2 separate regions of the Mus musculus genome follow, and region 2 is linked to region 1. A link is a loop called in an ENCODE intact Hi-C map of the cell type or tissue named here. Cell type or tissue: heart. All regions are shown on one strand.

Evidence for each region. Hi-C counts contacts between places; a loop is a spot of excess contacts. Peaks named below come from ENCODE experiments on the same cell type or tissue, not always from the same donor. Only the 100,000 strongest peaks of a DNase experiment are listed, where the experiment ranks them.
Region 2: a loop joins it to region 1, with 7 times the contacts of the local background. A loop is called at or near these places in 3 of 42 quality-filtered maps.

What each region holds. Positions count from the first base shown.
Region 1 is chr15:32,763,734-32,768,733 of GRCm38, reverse strand. All of the region lies in intron 1 of Gm41289 (predicted gene, 41289), which reads left to right. Among named protein-coding and RNA genes, the nearest start is that of Gm41289, 6.9 kb to the left of the region's middle. In heart, a CTCF peak has its summit at 2,254 (motif pointing right); no DNase peak of the experiment used is centred here.
Region 2 is chr15:32,244,107-32,249,106 of GRCm38, reverse strand. Sema5a (sema domain, seven thrombospondin repeats (type 1 and type 1-like), transmembrane domain (TM) and short cytoplasmic domain, (semaphorin) 5A) reads right to left here and starts at 4,294. Exons shown (of 23, transcript NM_009154.2): 1 at 3,808-4,294. Snhg18 (small nucleolar RNA host gene 18) reads left to right here and starts at 4,445. Exons shown (of 2, transcript NR_038186.1): 1 at 4,445-4,725. In heart, CTCF peaks have their summits at 2,932 (motif pointing left) and 4,023; DNase peaks (open chromatin) are centred at 2,986 and 4,486; H3K4me3 peaks cover 2,918 bases; H3K27ac peaks cover 2,699 bases.

The DNA of each region.
Region 1 (5,000 bases):
CCTCAGTGACCCTAAGATCCTCGGCATGCCAGAGCTCATGTTGCATGGAGAGTTCTCTGGGGATTATGGGACCATCTGCCGAGTTTGTGCCCAAGGTGGCCCAGGGCTGGCACTGACCAGAAAGACGCCAGTGCCTTCTTGTCCTGGCTACATGCCTTCCTGACTTGTAGTACAAGCTCTTCCTATTGTTCTTCCTTTCGTGACACATGAGAATGACAGTAATATAATTTTATCACTAAAGTACATATAAAGATGACTGAGTCTAAGTGTGCACATTTCACAGAGCCAGACATGTTATAAATGCATAATAACAGACAAATATTGTTAGCTTTTCATTGTTACAATAGATACTTGTAATAATCAATCTACAAAGACTTGTCTGAGGTCCATTGGTCCTATTGTATTGGGGCATGTAGTAGCTAAACACAGTGGAGACACAACTGGAGAACAAAAATCTTTCACCATACAGCAAGAATGAGAAAAGACAAAATTAAAGAATAATAATAAAAAAAGAGAACATGATCTTGAATCCCTTTCAATGACTTAAAACCTACCCAACATATGAAGTCAGCTATAGCAAAAAGACTACCTTTGAGTTACAGATAATGAAACTTAGCTTTGGAGGGGTTGAAAACTTTCCAGGCAGAGAAGAATTCAAACCCCAGCCTCTCCAATAGTCAAGTCCATACATATTTCCACTCTACCTACCTCAATGTATTGTTCATAATAGCAAAAGATTTGAGAAACAAACTAAAAAGTAAAAAAAAATTAATGGTGAAACCAACTCTGAAACTTGTACATGATGAAATACCAGTTAGTATATACATCCCTTGAAATCCAAGTAAACAGACCCTGAAGCTGCTCTGTGATGCAGAAATATAAAGCACCAGCTCCAGAGACTCCCTGCGGCTCATATACAATGCCAACACTGATCAACCCAGAAACTTCTGTCCTGTGGAGCCCTTCCCACTTCAACTCATGTGTTACTGTGGTTCTGAAAATTGAGGTCTCTCGGGGAGAATGACTTCTCTCTCATACTTGTAAGAGGCCAGGTTGGTTGCCTTGTCTGAAATCTCTATGTTACACCCCTTCTCCAGGAATTCTGTGATATCATCCTAGGTGTATTGTCATGTCACAGCACTTACTAGAGCAAATGTAATTCACTGAGCGGCAAATGTCTTTCTTCTATCTTGTGTGTAATGGAACTTAAGCACATTCTCTGTTTCATCATTTGCCCAGTTCCATAGATTGGTACAGTGTGAGTCAGTATTTTGTAGTAACAACAGCTAACGTTCCCTAAGAGTATGTGATGTACTTAGACCTGGATAAAAAAGCATTTTGTGCAGTCTGAAAGACTGAATGAACAGAAAGGCTAATTCAGAAAGTTACTGTTGCCCTCCACAGCATCATACACTGGTCAGAGGGGCAGCAGAAGAAATACAGCTCAGGGTATAGAGGTGAGTCCTGACCCAATAAGCAGGATGTAAAGGAGGGAAGATGGAGCTTGGTTACATAAGCTCCCTAATCCCTTTTTGGCTTCATATGAAAAATGAGTATTAGCATTACCTCATGAAGTTTAGGGCAGGTTTGTACATATATAAATTCTTATGTGCAGGCTACATGTATATTAGTCTCTTAAATATTTCTGGTGAGATAAAGGAAGTGCTCTGAACTCAACAATAGACAGAGAGATCAAATGTCAAAACTATGTGCCCTGCTTTTCTTTTCTCTCTCCATGGTCTCAATAAGTAGCCTACGCTGGTCTCAAATTCCCATTGTCTTGCCTTACCTTCCTGGAAGCTAATATTATAGGCCTTTGCCTAACTAATACATGCCATTTCTACAATCTTACATCAGCGAGAGGGGGGGAAGGAGAGAAGAGAGGGGGGAGAGGGGGGAGAGGGGGGGGAGGGGGAGAGAGGGGAGAGGGGGAGAGAGGGGAGAGAGGGGAGACGGGGGAGAGAGGGGTCGGGGGGAGAGGGGGGAGAGGGGAAAGAGGGAAGAGAGGAGAGAGAGGAGAGAGAGGAGAGAATATGAATGAATGAATGAATGAATGAATGACTCCTGCTCAGCTAGCTCTCTCTTTTTGTGCAATCCAGGACCTCACTGTTCACACGTGGTCAGGCTAGAATCCGCCTAGATTTTATTACTGAGGAGAATCAAATGAATGAATTCACCCCAACCCTTAGGGCAGTACACAAAGGGCTGAATCATTTATTTGTGCTCCGCATTGTGCAATAACATAGACTTTCCACTAGGGGGCAAGCATGGTTCACTCATTTTAAACACTAATAGGGAACAGTGTAGAGATCTGAGCACTTTCTCTTATAAGTCAGACCCACAGCGGCTGCAGTGGAAAACAGGTTTCCAAAACAGTAGACACCAAACAGACCATTATTATCTTTGTAGTTCATGAGCTGAGTTGTATTTTACTTAGAGGTATAATTGGATCCCACACAATTGTGCCTCTCACATTTCAGGTGTGTCTTCCTACCTGAACTAACATGATTCTAGGAAGTCCTTCTAGGTGTGTTCAGAGACTTTCAGTCTTGCACACAATAAACCCCAAGTGGTGAAGAACCTCTCACTTGCTGTTGGGCTTACAGTGTCCAGTGTTGGGAAATATTTTCTTCTAGAACAAAGTGAAGTGATGGGGAAATGTTCAAATTAGTATTTTGAATCTTGTAGCCCATCCCAGAACAATTGTTTTCATAAACAATGCAGCTGCCTTCACATTGGTAGACACCTGTGCCTGCAGCATTGTGTCCTGGACAACTTACATCAAGCAAGAGAAACACAAAGGCATGGCTTACACACACCCATGAAGAAAACCCAAACTCCTGTGAGTTCACCTCTTCGTGCCTATCCATTTAAAGATATTTTATCTTAAAACTAGAGATGTGATGCTTATGGAAACTGACTCACTTGTGCAATTATCTAAGTTGCACACTCTATCAGCTGAGATTTCCAGTGAGCATTCTTTATGTTTGAAAGATGTCAAACTACGCTATTCAAATGCACATGTTGGGCAAATATCTAAATGAACCAGTGAGGCAATAGCACAGAGAGAAATAGCTTAAAAGTTTTGTTTCCTATGTTTCTATGTTGAAGCCTGGGAGTTTGAATGAAAAAATACAATAAAATTTAGGTGTCATAGTTAATACTGATTTTCAATCTGGAGTCACTGAAAATACATGTCGCTAAGCGCGTCTTGAGGGGGTTTCTAGATCAAGCAAATTAAGGATAGAAAGACCCACCCTAAATATGTCTGGAACTATTCTAGGGTAGAGTTCATTCATAACACAAAACCAGCAAGCTAGCTGGATAGCAGCGTCCATCTCTCTCTGCTCCCTAGCTGTTGGTGCACCATGGCCAGCTGCCTTCTGTTCCTTCTCCCGTGCCTTTCTCACTAAGATGGACCATACCCCTGAGTGTGAGTCCTCTCTCCCCTGCTTGCTTCTTAAAAGGTGATTTATCACTTCCCAACAATTAAGAAACCTTTCTTACCAAACTGGAGGTCATATTGGCAAATACGGTCCTTTTATGTGAGTGGCATTTATAATACTGCATGTATTACAGAATGCAAATTTTTAAACAAAATAATTTCTGAAAAATTAAATATTTTTAGAATATAAAGTAATTCTGAATCAAAAAATTAGTAATCTGGTATAATATTCTGTTTTAATAAACCCCAAAACATAGGTAAATAAATATGTAAGCCCCACTCATATAATAAGAGTAATTTTCACTAGTGGAAACACTTAGCTAAATTTAAGTAAATTAACAGCCAACAGTATTCTTACAAGGAGCTATTTTAACATGGCTAGGAGTAGACTTGTACAATGTAAACTGGAGTTGGCTCAGTCTGTCCTGGAGGACCCACACAGACCAGAGTTATGGGTTCTGGGGCACTTGAAAGCCGTGGATAGGAAATCAAAACATAGAGCCTATATACGTCCTAGCTCTGCTGCGTACCGCATCAAGACTCCGATAAGAAGTGACACTTGCCAGTTTTCTTGTGTGTAATGTTTGGGTCATGATGCAGTGCCCTGACAAGAACACACAGAGAAAGGTGTAGTTTCACAAGTGCTCCTGATGCCACTGAGATGGCAAATTAGCAAACATGACGCTTTCTCTCTGGCAGCACTGGATGTCAAACACATGCGTGTTCAGAACCCTCGGAGACACACTTGAGACCGTTTAGCAGTCGGGCCCTGTCCCTATTCCAGCCTTATCTTCTACAACTGTGTAGAAGGCTGGAATCTTGGTAGGCCTGCTTCCTGTCTGTTACCAATCCTATACTCATGTCCTTTCACTTGATGGAACTAAGTGACGGTTCAGACAAAGTCACACCGTTCAACGGACCTCAGGAGGGAAGTAAAGGAAGAGGTACAGAGGCTGGGGAGTAGGGGTGGGGCGTCTCACCTATTTACTAGGGCCATGGCTCATGCGCAGGAGACAACAGGGCAACAATGGGAATTGCCATTGCCAACTCCTTTAGGGGCTGGTTAGGAAGATGCCTGATTGTCAGTATTGTCGTGGGAGTCCCTTTTGGGCTGTCCACAGAGGTGCCTGACTGCTAACACTACTTTGTTCCACACAGTCCAAGTCCGCGTCCTTTCTCTACCTGACTTGTTTTACTTAATGTTACCTCTTACACACTCATCTACACATTGTCACACATATGGCTTTTCTTTCTTTCTTTCTTTCTTTCTTTCTCTCTCTCTCTCTCTCTCTCTCTCTCTCTCTCTCTTTCTTTCTTTCTTTCTTTCTTTAGAAGATGTATAGATTTAGATTCACAGGAAAGTCTGTCAAATCTTCTGGGCCAGGTGGCTGAAGATGCATGCCCCACCAACCACAGAGAAACACTGGGTGAGAGTCAAGGTTGTTAGTAAGTCTCTGCCATTTTTATAGGCTCAGCAACTGCTTGGTCAGCACTTCCTGCTTACTCAGATGAAATTTATCCTTCTCGAGTCTCCAATGGGGTTGAAGACTAGTTG
Region 2 (5,000 bases), 520 kb after region 1:
TATAAAAAAATAGATTTTGTATACTTGGATAACCAGTACCCTAAAATAGAATGGTACAGTTGGTGAAGTACTTGCTACCAAACCTAGTGACCCAAATTTGGCTCTCAAATACATATTGGAAGGACAGACACACAGCTGTCATGTGACCTTTATACTGTGTCATATTCAACACACACACACACACACACACAATGTAGTAAAAATGTAAATGCCAAAAAAAAAAAGCTATATCCCAAAGAGCTGGTGTTCATGCCTTATATTCATCTCTGGGATGCTCTTATGCTAATCTATGGGAACTACAAACAGCAGAGACACTATCAATGTCAGGTGATGTCTGCAGGATAGTAGAGGGTTTTTAAAAATATATAGTAATTTCAACTAGACTTTTACATCTTACTTTAGAAAGTACTTGAGGAGCATCTATGAAAATCTCCATATTGCAGACAATAGTACAGACGCTGTACACTACTTAGAATGACATACACTCACTCATCTGGGGATTCCAGAAAAGTTAACTTTGCAGAATATAAATAAAGATTTGCAAGCAGGTGCAGGTGGGCAGAAAGGTAGAGGCATCTTTGTTCGATACTTTGCTGTAATTCAATTTGTTAGACGCTGTAATTTATGTTTCAAACATTATTGAACATTAAACACAAAAACTTGTCACCTTGGTATTATAATTATATCCTAAGCAATTTGTCTGGGTAACTATAGCAACAATTTCAGATACACTTTTATAATACTAATTTGGCATAATTTTAGAATCAAGAATTATAGCAAATATATAGGAAGAAATGGTTTCCTCAAATGTTATTCAATTCTACATTTAAAAAAAAATGGGTTACTTGACTAGGAGTTGATGCGAACGAATGGATCTGTTCTGTACTGCACATGGCATGGGCTGGAACACAAGCCTCTTCTTTAGGGTCGGCGTCCATGCTCACTCATATATCCAACAGAATGCCTGATGCCCTTGGCTGGACTCTTAGCAAAGCCCTACCCATCCCTCCTCCACCTTCCTGCATTTTGTCGCCGAAAAGCCTCTGTTTCAGTGACTTAATGATAAAACGACATTCAGTTAAACAGATAAAAATCATTATCCAGTTAATTGGAACTATGCAACGGTTTGGCTAGGTAGCTCTTGATATAGCCTGGCATGAGTAGCAGTTGATATAGCAGCCCAAGAAACTGGCATCTATTTTGAGCACGAAGCATACAGCACAGAGAAATGCTTGTTGCTTTTAACAACTGTCCCTCAGCAAGAGGCTACAATGAGGATACAGAAGAATTTCCTCTGAGAAGCCAGTAGCTACAAGGACTTCCTGTGGTCCACAAAACCTAGGGTCATGGTAAACTTGTGGGAATATGTTTGCATTCATCTTGTATTGTTGTGAACTAGTTTTACTCTGTGCTCTTCCATTTCTCTCTTTCAATCTCTGCAGACATGACTAAGATGTCACTTGAGACAGACACAAGGAGGGATAAATACCAGCTTATTTTCAGCAGATTCTAAACACCTTAAAATACTTCCTCTGGTCCAAGACAGTCTTCCCTACCCAGAAGACCAAAGTCTTTGCTCTCAGCAGGGATCCTGCAGCTGTTTGCCATTAAGGCAACCAAATAAGTTAGCAGCGGCTTAAAAGGCATCAAATGATGAGCATCGCTTATTTCCCATGTGAGGAAAAGTATGTATTGACTACAGCCGCATAAAAGCTGATACCAGTACATGGACTTCACAGCTGAATGGGCACACACTGTGACAACAGTCGGCATCTTGGGTGAGCCACTGTCTCAAAAGTTTTTATAATAAACTCACGGCAGGAAGTCTATGTTTCAAACAACTACACTTGGAACTGCTTCTTCATGGAAAACAAACGTGCAGAAGAAATGTGAGTGGGCAGAAAGAAATGCACACTTCTTTTGGAGTAAACACAGGAAAGAAAAGTAGTTTCAATGATCTACAACAGAAGGTGTCTGCTTAAGCCTGAAGTGCAACAGTGAACTTTTTACTCCAAGAGAGGAACTCCTCCCTCTCTCAAAAGATGAAAAACAACATTAATTGGCAACCCTAGTTGGGTATTTAAAACGTTTCCTATTAAGGGCTAGTTTTATCTTTATAAAAGACGAATTCTGTATTTAATAACGCATCTGCACTTCAAAAACAGGGCTCTTCCTGACAAGCCTGGACACACAGCTATTTTTAAAAATATAAATAAATACACTGCATTAATTTTAACACCCGGTGTTTAACCAATGTGCTGCTTAGGAGCAGAACCTCCTCTCCGTATTACACATAACTCTTATACCTTCGCGCAGTTTCAATTGTTAAGTCCAATTGTCAAAGGAGAAAAATGTGTACCCTGAGGAGTTTGTAGGAATGTGTCTTAGGAAGAAACCTTTCCAGATAGACGGCTTCCGTCCAACTTTTCTGTCGCTTAACTACGCTAAAAAGCTCTCCTGGGTAAAGAGAACACTTCTCTCAACTCTTCCTTTTGAGAGGAAAAGAGGATCGCCAAGGGCGATCGCCAGAGATCACTCCCCTCCAACAGTTCCTCGGAACATCCTGAGCACCGATCTTCTCCTGGCCCCAGACCGTGAACCCGGGTATGAAATGCCTTAGTCTTCCTCAGCAAAACACCCTGGCGGAGTTGTGCCCTGGTCCCACTAACCCCAAATTTTCACGAACACCGCAGAGCCCCTGTGCAGAGAGCAGGAAAATGTCCCCTAGTCCACCGTGCAGGGAGGTAGGCGATTCCGACCACCAATCCCGGTTCCAGATCCCACCAAGCAAGCCTGGCCTAGCGCGGAAATCACAGCAAAAATCTGTGTTTTACTGCTGCCTAGGACCCCTGACCCATTTGCCCAGGACAAAAACACTAACAAGCTCTGTGACATCCTCTCCGAAAGCTCGCTCTTGGCGCCCCCTGCCGGGAATCTCCGGGACGCCGCAGGCGCAGGAAAGTTAAAACCCAACTCAAGGCAACCGCATCCAGGTACAAACAACAAAAAAGGACGTGAAAGCGCTTCCCGCCAAAGCCCGGGGCGGGAGGTGAGGGGTACCGGGACCGGGACCTACCCGCTCTGGGCCCAATTCCAAGGGCGATCGCCGGAGATCACTCCCCTCCAACAGTTCCTCGGAATATCCTGAGCACCGATCTTCTCCTGGCCCCAGACCGTGAACCCGGGTATGAAATGCGTGCGGCTGGGCTGCCCGCAGACGGGGGCTCTGCGATTGGAGCTCATCCTGCTGAAGCCCCAGGCTTCGCCATCCCTGCCTTAGTCTTCCTCAGCAAAACACCCTGGCGGAGTTGTGCCCTGGTCCCACTAACCCCAGATTTTCACGAACACCGCAGAGCCCCTGTGCAGAGAGCAGGAAAATAAATGTCCCCTAGTCCACCGTGCAGGGAGGTAGGCGATTCCGACCACCAATCCCGGTTCCAGATCCCACCAAGCAAGCCTGGCCTAGCGCGGATTACGCACACAGATCTCCACGGGTACCTGAAAGGTGCTGGCCGAGGTGCAGGCTTGCCCACTGACCGGTCGCACACCCGGACCTTCTCAATCCACGCTCGTATCCAGGGAAAGGCTAAGACACAAACTTCCAGCCCGTGCACTATCTCCACTGCGACCGCCCCCGCTTTGATGGTAGTCCTGCACGCGCCTCTGCCAGGTTGTCCCCACCCAGGTGTCTGCAGAGTGACCCTACCAGAGACTTACACCACCCGCAAATGGACCAGTGCCGAGTCCAGTTCACACGTGCAGGGTCTCAGCTATGACACTCAGGGACTCTGCGGGGAGAGAGCTCACCAGATGCCGGGCGCGTTCCTCCTGCTAGTCATCCAGCGCCCCGGGGCCCGGAGCTGCTCCAAGGGTCCTCTTCAGTGTACTACGAGGGAAGTCGAGGCAGCCGCCACCACTGCACCCCGCCACTTCTCCAGAGCTATCCTCCTCTCGCAGCGCGCCAGGCTGGGGACCAGCTAGTCTGCCGGAGTCTCCAGTTGTGCAGCTGAGTGGACAGGCTCGCGCCGAGAGAGGGCGACCGGTGAGGTGGCAAAGTTGGGTACCCTCTGCTTAGTAGCTGCGCGTGGGAACCAAGAACACCCCCAAAAAGGATTGCACGTGCCGGGACGCCCCCGCAGTGGGAAGGTGGGATACAGAGGTCGCCACAAGGCTGGGGCCACCGTCAGCCAAGGGCTGAGGAGCCCACCCGCGGCGGGAGCGCAGCGCGCGCGGGAGTGGGCACAGCGTGAGCAGCCGCTGCTGACGCCGCCTTCCTAGCGAGTAGACCAGCGCTGGGTGAGCGGGCCCAGAGCTCGGGGCGGGGAGCACAGGACCGCCTCGCCTCGCCCCGCCCCCGCCCCGCCCCCTCCGCCGCACCTCCCCTACTCCGCCCCTCCCGCGTGCAAACTGAGCGCCCCACCCACCCCTGACCTTCCCAGGCCCCTCCTCTAGCCCCGCCTCTTCCCGAGATGGGACCCCCAAACACTCCCCAGGGGGCTCTCTACACACCCCAGGAGTTCTATTTGTGCCACCAGAGTGCAAGCTCACCCAACTGGTGACTTTTTTCGAACTCCCTTCCTCGCCTGGAAGAGACCTTCTTTGGCTACCCGCCCCTTGCCCGGTGGCTCCTACGTGGCTACTTTGCAGGATGGGCTGTATAAAGGGCTGGAGGCAGTTCAACCCAAACCAGAGACGTGGCGTCTGCTAGGCCTGCCTAAGCTCCAGGTAAGTGCGTGCCCCCGGCGGATCGCGGGTGGGAAGAAAGTGGAAGTTTAAGATTCAGTTCTTCTGTGTCATCATAAGAAGACTGGGGTGTGCTTTGGGGGTGGTGAGGGGCCCGCCGCGGATTCTTACAGGCGAGCTGGGCCCAGCAAGGCTCTCAGTTCTTGAAAAGGATAGATCAGAGAAATGAATAAATCTGCCATCCAAGGAAATAGAGCAAGAGGTTCCCAAGTAGCCCTAATGGGAATTAGGAGAGGGTTACCTCATGGACAGAAACA